2 separate regions of the Homo sapiens genome follow, and region 1 is linked to region 2. A link is a contact called in ENCODE Hi-C or POLR2A ChIA-PET data. All regions are on one chromosome and are shown on one strand. Each heading gives the region's core, a stretch centred on a gene start or an enhancer-like site at or near the end of the contact. The rest is flanking DNA. Distances are from core to core; before and after follow the strand shown. Region 1 has its middle 110 kb from the start of MIR3660. Region 2 has its middle 3.5 kb from the start of MIR3660.

Evidence for each region. A loop is a pair of places that touch in the nucleus more often than their neighbours do. ChIA-PET counts read pairs that join two places held with the same protein, here RNA polymerase II (POLR2A). Pooled maps may share reads with other maps.
Region 1: a pooled map shows a loop between it and region 2 (2.6-fold over the local background). The contact joins two enhancer-like sites. A Hi-C loop is called at or near these places in 2 of 37 single-sample maps with no recorded cell type and 5 of 50 pooled maps. POLR2A ChIA-PET finds 5 or more read pairs at or near these places in 1 of 52 experiments (GM12878).

Annotation. Positions count from the first base shown.
Region 1 is chr5:90,127,554-90,133,365 of GRCh38, forward strand. No RefSeq gene overlaps it. Among named protein-coding and RNA genes, the nearest start is that of MIR3660, 110 kb to the left of the region's middle. Within about 2 kb of position 4,383, at least 2 of the 41 ENCODE cell types and tissues checked have a DNase peak (open chromatin) inside an H3K27ac peak, as active enhancers do; they include GM12878, where a contact is called at or near this core.
Region 2 is chr5:90,017,394-90,023,062 of GRCh38, forward strand. No RefSeq gene overlaps it. Among named protein-coding and RNA genes, the nearest start is that of MIR3660, 3.5 kb to the left of the region's middle. Within about 2 kb of position 3,803, at least 7 of the 41 ENCODE cell types and tissues checked have a DNase peak (open chromatin) inside an H3K27ac peak, as active enhancers do; they include GM12878, where a contact is called at or near this core.

The DNA.
Region 1 (5,812 bases), core at 3,133-5,632, 110 kb after region 2:
TAAAAAATTAAATAAAGACCATGTGATCTTTAATTTCTGGAATAACCTAAATTTTATGTCTCATCTTCAAGATTCATTGCTAAAAGTTGTTTCAGGTGTTAGAAGTGTTCTGAAAATGAATCAGGCAGAAACATTGTCAGGATGCTCAAAGTATATTGTATGCATAAATGATTGCATGGTCAATAGCTTGTATACTAAGCTCATTTCATTTATGCAAAATTACCAATATGCATTTCCAACTATATAAAAATTAAGTAGGGCAGGCAATTTTCCTTACTTTTGCACTCAATGGGCACATATAGTAGACTAGGGTGCAGAAAGGGGAGATATGGCTTCCTGTCCTCTTGATCATCACAGTTCATGTAGGCCTCCCATAATCTGAGCATCCCATCATGCTGAGTATAATTCTGATGTTTAACAGTATGCATTTTTGCTCTAGTGTGTCTTGTAAGCAAAAGCTAGCCAGTCATCTGCTTCTCAACTAAGGAAAGAGCAATTATTTTAAACACTTGGAGTAAAATATCAATATTTGGGGCTCAGCGAAACAATAGGTTATATCCATGTCCCATGTAACAACTTCTTAAGGGAATTTTAGTGTTATTTTGGCCCTATGCAATTTTTGCCCCTCTTGTTCATTTAAGAACCTGATTCTCACATAAAAGAAGTTTCCACTGTACCTAACCTCACTGCAACGACCTGTTATCACAAAGATACTCCTGATCTCTCCATAGTGCCAAGAAACATTTTTCTTCAGTAAAAACTAGATTATATTTGAACATTTACATCTCACATGGAAGCATCACACACCCATAATGCATTGCATACTCATAATGCAATTTCCTTTGAATATGTAAATCTCAATAAATATGAATATTTACATCTCAAAGAAGATTTCACATAGAAGTAGAACATATCTATAATGCAAATTGATATTTGCTTAATACTACAGCCCAATTCAAAAAGTTAGTACTAAAATCCACTGGAGATGCCCAGTAAATGAGCATTTCCCCACCACACTGATGAGACGAGAGCAGGCCTAGCTTTTTATGGCAAAAGGTTTCATAAGACAGAAGAAAGAATAATTCAATATGTATTCTTCCTGGAAAGATCCAGCTTGCCTCTAGGCCATTCTTAAATTAAAGGAAAGCCAACTGAGATTTTTTTAATCAATAAACAAATATTTACTGAGTCTCTACTATGCACAAGGAACTGTCCTAGTTTCCTAGTTACCACAGAAAATATGGAAGTGTGCACAGACATGGCACACTTCCACACTTTTGCCAGACATGGCAGTGTGCACCTGTAGTACCAGTGACTCCAGAGGTAGAGGCAGAAGGATTGCTTGAGCACAGATGTTCAAGACTTAGTCTTCAAAAGAAAAAAGAAAAAAACACACACAAGAAGACACAAGATGTTTTCACAAGCATGCTAACTACTTGGAAACAAAGTCATGTCTGCATGAAAAGTAACAAGTAAATTACAGGGTAGTTAGAGGCTGTTACAATAATCTAAGGGCACAGTGATGAAGGCCCCTAGTAGAACAGTAAAACTAGGGATGATAAAGAGGGCTTTGAGAGACACCTATGAATTAAATTAGTTTTAGTAAATTATTGCATTTGGAATATGAGAAAGAAGTCAAAGTTGACTCATTTGCAACATGGGGTGGATGGTAATGACATTAAAACAGAAAATACAAGAGTAAGAACAGGTTTAGGTCAGAAAAGATAACAATAACAGGTTGTTTTTTTTTTTTGCTTTGTTTTTTAATACGGGGATTTGTGGAAATTTTTAATACAGATATTTTTTAGCAAGTTGCTAATCCTCTGTCTAAAGTGATTTAATGGCTTTCCTGATCTGTGAAAGATTGTCACATAGTTGGTTATTGAACCAGTGAACATAAATATAATTATCCAGTTAGAGGACAAACACTCTAGTGAATATGTGGCATCTACCTCCAGGGGCCCACAGGAGAAATAAGAATAGTGAGGTGGAGAAAAGAAAAACTTGAAGGATAGAGAATTTGTGAGTCTCAGCCAAGAAAAGAATAGTTTTAAGAAAGAAGTTCTGGTAATTTCTGTCTTCTATTATGGTAATATCAAAGAAGATGAGAACAGAAAAAATATTGGTATTTTTTGAGCAATTAGGTCATTTGTACCCTTGAGAAGGTAAGGAAGGAGGAGAGGGGAAAGCCATATTTTTTGCTAACAAGAAAGAATTAGGGTTAACAACAACAAAAAAAAGGAGTTAGAAGTACAGACTAAATCATCCAAGCAAGAAAGGAGAGAAATCAGATGGTCACTACAATAAGGTAACAAGAAATATACTTCTCAAGGTCGAGGAGAACCTTCTAATAAGAGATGATCAAGGATAATACAGTATCTCTTACGGCCAATCAAACCATAGATCCCTTCAACCTCTTCCACTTGCAACCCATCCAAACTCTGTCTCGTTCACTCTCCTTCACTAGGAGACACACTTCCTAGTGAAGCCATGACAAAGTTGAACAGGTTAAGTGCATCCATCCTGACACATCTGACACAGGACATCAAGGTGGCCACAATACCTTCCAAATCTTAGGATTCACCTTCATGACATATGGAAAGAGCTATTTCTACTAAGCTGAGAATAGCAAGTGTGGCCTGGGATGCAAGATCTCTTTGGTTTAAAAGAGAATAGAGCCTCATTTCTCACATGGGAGCTAGCTCTGTCCTAGAATGCTGTTGAAGAGAGGTGATGCTAAGTCATGTATCCAGACCATACAAGCCCAGGCTAATCACTGAGCATGTATGTATATTGGTGCAGAAATTAGTAAACCACGCAAATATAAAGGTTCAGTTCTTTTTCATCTTTGTGTTCCTGGAACCTAACACAATTCCTACCATGGAGCTTCAGTTGTTTTTTGTTGAATTGAACTAAATTGTCTAAACCTTTATTGCATCTAAAATTACTCTATCAAACAACATATTATAGTGCCAAGAGTACAGGTCTAAGACAGAAGGTTAGGGTTTCAGCTCTACTCTGTAACTTTTTGATAAGCCTTTTTTTAATAGTCTTGTCACCTATATTCCCATTCTGCCAGCTTCACAGATTTTTAGATGGGAACACATGAAAAATGCATGTGAAAATGTTTGGTATATTTTAAAATATTATACAAATATTAAGGCACATTTTATTACTATATTTAAGGTAATCAGATGTTGACATCAAATGTGCATATTTTTCTCTAAGTTGGCCTAGGTACAATTATTATCTTTTTCTTATTTACCGCTGTTTATCTAATCCTTATTTGAAATCTGCTAAATTATTTGCCTATTTATCATGGTGGCCCTAATTTGGAATACAGAAACTAATGGCATTGGAAAATTGCACTGAAAAGAGTCACCCATGTACTGTGATAGATCATAAATATGGATGACTAGAAAGTAAGATGCTTCGCTTAAGATGCAAATTAGCAGAGAATGAGATGCAGTGAGTTGTGCATCAGAGATTCAAATCCTGATGGAGAAGTCCCTGTAGGGTCACCAGACAAAAAGCAGGTTTCTTCTGCCACTCCCCAGCGAGGCTGTAGACACTATCATGGCCTGTCACACAACACTAATTGAACAGTATACTAATAGAAAAGAAAGTATGCCAGCCACATCCCTGAGTGAAGAGCTGCAAAGTCAGTCTAAAGAGGCACACTACACAAGAAGCACACAGGCCCAGAACCGCAACCCAGAGATCTGCAGTCAGACCAATCCCAGCAGCAGAGCAGCTGAGAAAATTAGAAAAGCAGAAAGGGAGAAATGGAGGCTTTGCGGAGAATGCAAATAGTTATAATGGGGGTGACTAGTTCTCAAGGGAAATAGTGGTGCTGTGCAATCCAACCTTTCCCCTCTGCCTTCCCATAACTTTTGCTAAGTGTATCCCCAAGTCCCCCATCCTGCCACAACCACCCCATCATCTGAGTCTTACCTCAGATGATGAGATTCCTGGTGTAATATATCAGACAACAGAGGTTTGGAATCTGTTTATTCATGCAGACATGGTAATAGTGTATGAATATGCAATTTCTAGTAGGGCCAATAGCAGAGAGAGGGTATAAATTTAAAAGTCAAAGAGAAAGAGAGAGAGATCACCATGTAAAATAAAACTCCAAAGGATCTGCTATAAAAACCCTCAATAGAGACAGAATGTAACAGAGAGCATAGTTTTGGTTTTATGTGCACTGGAATAGCTTCCTTTTCATTGCTCTGTTCCTCTGCATACCTTCTCTCCACTGCCTGTTATGAGTCTCTTCTCAGAACTAGTGTTACAATCCAAACAGGCCTTGTTCTTTGAAATGCAGCAGAAAAGAAGGCCAAGAAAAAGAGGAAACATGAGAAAGTAAGAATGAGAACAGAAAGTAAGAAGGAACGAGGGGTTATAAAAGAACCAGGGTTTTGTTGTCATGCCTCCATTTGCCTATACACTTCTCACAAATTCTGACACACATGCAGGGCCACATGATCAGGACTGCAGTCTTGGGGATGCCAGGCAAAGTAACAAGCATCTCTCAAGTCTGTCTTAGCTGACCCTTTTTCTAGCATCCTCATCTGTCAAGCCAAACTGCAAATTTCACAAAAGCAGGTCACATCACAAGCTTTCTGATACTTCCTGCTTCTGGTGACAAGTTGAAATCCCCAATGAAACTGCCTGTCTCTAGAACACAGGAACCTGGAATTTTAAAAAAGCAAAAATGGAAGATAAACAAGAACTTTCAGAACTTCCACTCACTCAGTGAATCATATTTTACAAACATTTTAAATATCTTTTTAATAAAGGGGAAATTAGATTCAAAAATATGGGATTTACCCAAATCATGTTTAACACAAATAGACTTGAAGTACTTTAAGTCCAACGGCCAATTCTCATTTCTCTTAAATGCATGAATGGATATATCAAATGATACATATCCACTAAGAGATCTTCATTAGGCCTCAACTATAATAAGCCTCAATAAGTCAAAATCTTACCGTCAGGAATACCATCTATAATAGCTACAATCTGGTGTAGGGGAGAGTCTACATCAAATTAAGATGCCTAGAGTAACATCCTATGAAAAAAAACTCAGAGTCCATAATCAGCATGGGAAACAAATTCCAGATCCTGACAAAATAACCTGGGTGTGATCTCCACGTGAGGAGCTATCAACAACAGCTACATAGCACTTGTCAAAGGGGGACAAGTGGTAATAATAGTAGCCAACATTTATTGAGCTCTTACTATGTGTCAGGCATTAAGAATTATCTCATGTAATCCTTATCATAAGATCATGAGATAAGTATTATAATTACCAAATTGAGTTCAGGCCTTAATTTGCTGAAGGCCATACAGTGAATAACTGGTGAGATCAGGCAGGTTTCAAATCCATATACTTGTTGCCAGAGCCTCTACTAACCCATTTGCTAGACAACCACAGGTGGCTGCTCCTCCGACCTCACCACTCATGGGTCAATCTTTCCATGTCCCTCAATCATCTACTCTTCTGCACGGGCCTCTCCTCTCTAGCGTGTGGCTTTCCTTCTTTAAGACTATCTTTGTCTCCATTTATTTCTCTTTCTTTTTCAACATTTCTCTTCTCTCACTCTCTCACTCTCCCTCACTCCCCATTTCTTTTTTCTTTCTTTTCTTTTCTTCTTCTTTTTTTTTTTTTTTTTTTTTTGGATTAGGTCATACTCTGTTGTCCAGGCTGAAGTGCAGTGGCATGATTATGGCTCACTGCAGCCTCAATCTCCCAGGCTCAAGTGATCCTCCTGCCTCAGCCTCCTGAGCAGCTGGGACTACAGGCACA
Region 2 (5,669 bases), core at 2,553-5,052:
CTTGATAATTGGCCCTATCCCCATGTGAGCCACAGAAGGATGTAACCATGGCAACCTGTCATTTAGAACAGACCATCTCACGTACCTTTCAGAATTTAAGCATATGAGAACTTATCCATTCCCAAGTAGAATTATCATGCCGGGAACATTTTGTTCTTTATTGCAGAGGAAGTATAAAGCCAGACTCTTAAATTGTTCTCAACAAGGTGTTCAGGAGAAAAGGAGGTTCAGTAGCCACGAAAAGATGGAGATACATACACTAATCTAAAGTTCTTTCTGTTGAGGAGTAAACAAGAATAGACTTGAGGAAAGGGCAATCATTAAAGCCGTGGTGACTGTAGCAGAATAGCTTGGTGAAACCTAAGTTTTCAAAGTAAGAATCTTTTCCAATGAGGAAAACAGCAGCTGACTGACACAAACACAGACCCTCCTTGATTTTAAAGGAGTTTGATCTTCATAGTCACTTTTAGCACACCAGAAAGTATTATTTCCCTCACATTTTTGCTGGTTGTTTTTTTTTTTTTTTTTTTTTTTTTTTTTTGGCAATCAAGACCTACAATAAGACTTTACCTCTCTGGATTTCATAATACAGGAAACTTTTTTTTTTGTTACTTTTTTTTTGTTGTTGTTAGTATTTAGTGACAGGGCTCAAACTGGCTGGGAATGTTCTGATAGACTCTTAATCTTCAGGTGTCTCAAACTGAACATAAAAGAGTTTGAAAAGTATTTCTTATTGAGATGACCAAGTCGCTTTTCTTTAACCATCAAAATGGTAATCATGATTAAAATCTGTGATCAATTTTAATTGTAGCAATGAAATGACAACCAACTTCTCCATTTCCACTAGAAAAATTTTAGAGAGTAAGAACATAAAAAGAGAACCTAGTGTCGGAACATCTCAAATTGTAAGGCTAGCCAGAATGAAGTAAGTTTTGTTAGAGCCAGGTGTATTCTCTTTGTAGTCTCTACATCAAGGGGCTATAATGGGTGTCTGAAGAAAAATCACGGGTTGATTTTATCCTTTATATTTAACATGCTGTCAAATTTATATTTCCACATTACTGCAATATGGGGATCACTGGGAACTGTGACTAACACTTTTGTCTATGTACAATAGTGTGGCATCTATAATAATTCTCTAACTCCTATTCACATCAACAAATGTGTATTGAGAACATACTCTGTGAAAGATACGCTGAAAAGAGTGGTGGGGCATGCCAAGAAGCAGTAGGTGATTTACCTAGAAGCTAATGTAAATTTAGGGCTCTTCCCCTAAATGACTCCCTTGCAAGAACCTAGCAGGGATGCTAGCAGTTTTTAAATTCATAGTTATTATTTTCCATTAAAAACACTTCCACAATTGCATGATCTTTAGGCTCCACAAAATCTAAATGGGCTGCCCTATCATCTCCCACTAAAGTTTAGTGGAAGCATCTGAAAACTTAGCACCATTTTTCTGTTTGAAAGTGTTGCAAGAACCACAATGAGGAGCCAATTGACAATGCTGCTAGAAGTTTGGAGACTTAAGGGAGAGAAAGAACGTGACCTAGGCAGCACTGTAAATATTGTGATGAAACGTAATAATTTAATGAGGTCTGTTTTACCATTTTGGACATCTATATTTAAGATTATTTTTAATATGTGAAAGTTCTTAACATTAATTTAAACCATTTGGAATTTTTTTTGCTACCAAATATATGGAGTCTAAAGTAAAAGAATATAAGTGGAACAATATATAATTTGTCTAATACATAGACAAGTATAATGTATTTGTTGACAAAATACATTAGTATTTTATGTTGGGCAGTATGTACAAATTTTACGTACATCAAACTCATAATGAACCTATGAGATAGGTACCATGATTATTTCTGTTTCACAGAGGAACCTGAGGAATGGAGAGATTAAATAATTTTCTGATAATTATATGACTTGTAATCATTTAAAATCTCATCAGAAAAAAAACTGTTTAGCTATAATAAAAACAAGAACTCTTTCGGGATCTTGATTTGGAATTCTAAATCAGTAACACCTCCCTTGAAAGCAATTTAGCAATATCATTTTTTAACTAAAATTTTCATACCTTTGACCCCAAATTTTATTTCTAGGAGATTAACATAAAGAAATCATCTAAAATTAGACAAAGATGTATATATATAAATGTTCTCTTTAGCATCATGTATAGTAAGAAATAATGAGGAATTAAAATTAAAGATACGTTATTATATCGGAATGGTGAGCAAATATATATGTTAGAGTGAAATACAGCCATTACAAGTTTTGTTTTACATTTTGCCTAATATTATAATATAAAATCATTGAACATATAAAAATGCATATTTTTAAAAAGACTGGAAAAATATGTTAAAACGGTAATAATTGCTTGAGATTATGGCCATACAGGTGGGAAAGTTCTATATGCAGCTGAAGGTATGAAGTTGGAACTGGGTAGTAAGTAAGACGTATCTGAAACTCAATATAATGATGAAATCATGAAAATAATGATGAAAGTCAAAGTAAATCATTCAGGATTAGATGAGATGGTAGTATGCTTTTTTTTTTTCCAACGTTGTGAAGATTCCCTGGACTTTTGAAATCTTCTAAGTTTGTGTTGCATTTATAATAAAATGATTTTAAAATGGGGGATCGGCCGGGCGTGGTGGCTCATGCCTGTAATCCTGGCACTTTGGAAGGCCGAGGTGGGTGGATCACTTGAGATCAGGAGTTTGAGACAAGCCTGGCCAACATGGTAAAACCCCATCTCTACTAAAAATACAAAATTTAACCAGGGATGGTGGAGTGGCGCCTATAATCCCAGCTACTCGGGAGGCTAAGCAGGAGAATCACTTGAACTCCAGAGGTGGAGGTTGCAGTGAGATGAGATCGCACCACTGCACTCCAACCTGGGCAACAGAGTGAGACTCTGCCTCAAAATAAACAAATAAATAACAACAAATGAGGGCATTGAAAACTGAAGATGTTGAAGAAGGATTTCAGGTTCTTAAAATATCAATGAGATTCATATGAGAAAAGAGGGTGAGGGCAATCCAGGGCCAGTAGCAGAATGAGTAAAAGCTTGCAGTAGCAAATGTGCAAGTTGCATCTGTGAGCAAATGTCCGAATTTCATGAAATTCAGGATTCCCTATATAAAGATAGAAAATAAATTTTATCTATTTGTGTAAATCCAATTATTGTGGCATTTTATGCCATCTTTGGAGTCTAAATCTTATCCAGTAATAATCATGGGTCCATATAGGCTTTTGAGCCAAAGACTAGCATGTAAAACCGGCCTTGCAGGAAGATAGATGGAGTAGCAGTAGGTAGAAGACACAGGAGCCATAGAAGACTGAGAGAAGTAGCACTCTGCCATAGTTTTCAACACATATGATGATTAATTTTGAAACTACAGTAGTTAATGCATGATGTTGAATGTACAGCCCACCATCATGGTCTGGCAAAGAATGTAAGACTCCAGAGAAACAACTGGATTTGATGCAAATAAATGTATGAAATGAAAATGATGAAAGAAGAATAAGCATTTTGGAGACTCTGAGTTCCAGTGAATTGAATGGTATCATCTACTTTTAAAATAAATAAATAAATAAATAAATAAATAAATAAATAAATAAAGGCAGCGGAGAGAGAGAGAGAGAGAGAAAGTCACAGCTTATTTGAGATGAAAATGATCTCAAATTTTAATATGTTTAGTTTGAGGAGATAGTGCACAAAGGGAGTAAGTCCCAAAAGCAGCTGAGATATATAGAATTTTGAAGCTGGGGTAAACGAAACAAAAGTTTCTCTTATGACTCAAACGAACTCGCTGAGCCAGGAAAAGGAGAAAAAACAAAAAAAAACAATCAACTTTGCCTGGTACCATCAGAGGGTGTTAGCAGTTACTCATTTTAAGTGTCACTTTGCAAACAGACTTAAACCAACCTTTTGGAACCTAACCAAAGCATAAATAGAAGAAGTTCTGTAAAGAGGAGGGCTATCAACATGGAAGTGAAAGTCAAAACCATGAGTCACAGTTGATTCAGGGAAAGCATACAAAAGAGAAAGAGAAATGGCCAAGAATTAAACTCTGGGAACATTCACAGATAAGAAAAATATAAGGAAGAATTTAATTTCAAAATACAGTTTCTTTAACTACCCAAAACTCAGAGACATGAGGCCAAATTTGGTCAGATCAAATGTGGAAAACCCACACTGAAACACTGGAAAGAAAAAGCCGGAGAAAAACCAAAACAAATCTTTTAAATCAGAATTTGGAGTACGTTGTTTACTGGAAATCAAGAAACTCTCAAAATCAACCAGTATATGACTGTATGTCACAGAAGAAATTTATTACTAAAACAAAAATTCTCTGGGGAAAATAAAAAGCAGATACATTTTAGTTTCAAATTCAATTACAAAGATATTAAGACTAAAAAATATATTTACCTGTGGAGTAGCCCAATTAGCTGAATTAACCTGTAATATTAAATTTGAAATGATTATATTTTTCTTCAAAAATCACATATGTAAATAAAAATACATTAAAAATAATAAATAAGTCCAAAGTTTAAATGCTTTTATATGTATTTTTTTCAGATGGTAAATATAGTGAACTGCTTTCTCTGTAAATGTTCCTCCTCTATCCATCATGTCAGAAAGATCCACTATACTCTTTCTCATAGACTCTCACATTTATGGATTCTCAAGAACAATTTCACTTTCACTGGAATTAAAGCAAGTATGTTCTTTTTCCTGATGGCCAAATCCCAAGAGATTTAGTTAAATTGAAGTTGGGCAAAGGTACTAAGTCTCAAGAGCACTTATTGGGAATCTGTGGGTGTGTCTTGTCACCAGGGTTACAGTAAAACATGTTTCCAAGCTTGGAGGTAAGCAAAAGTGGCTCTAAAAACAATTATAAGTTTTAAACTTGCTTTAATGTGGTAACCAAAAAGAGTAAGGCTACTTTAACGTATTTTTATTTGAATTTAACAATTGCCCACATTTTTCTGTACTTTTTTCAAATCATATTTTCAAGAAATAAAGCAATGAAGATAAATTTAAAGTCCTTCATATCTACCTCCACCCCACTTTCACTCTTTTCCTCCCTAAAGGCAAACTTCAGAAACTAAATAAATATTCAGCCTCACCAGTAACCAGGGAAGTACAAATTAAAACCATGAGATACCATTTCACATGCATCAGATTGCCCAGCATTTATAAAGCCTGACAATGTCAGGCTCTGGTGAGTCTGTGAGAAAACAGGGATCCTCTATCCATATGATGGGAATATAAACTTGGAACTATCACTTTGGGGATAAATTTGCCAGTATCTTGTAAATGTAGAATGTGTTTACTCAATGGCAGGGCAATTCCACAGATAGATTGAGAAAATATTCTTTCCTTCTTCTGGGCATATAGAAGGATTAAACTCCTAGTCCCCATGTCTTTGGGTGGGACTAGTTCTAGCCAATAATTTACAGTCAAACAATGTTGTCATGTGTTGCTGGATATGTAATTGCCAGTGTAAGACTCTCAAGCTCCATCTTGCCTTGTGAAGATGATCTTGGAAGCATATGCTAATGTGTAGGGGACACAAAATCAAGTCAGCCTCAGAATGCTGAGCCACATACATGGTCAGGAGCTGTCCTCAAGGATCATCTGAACCTGTTAACAG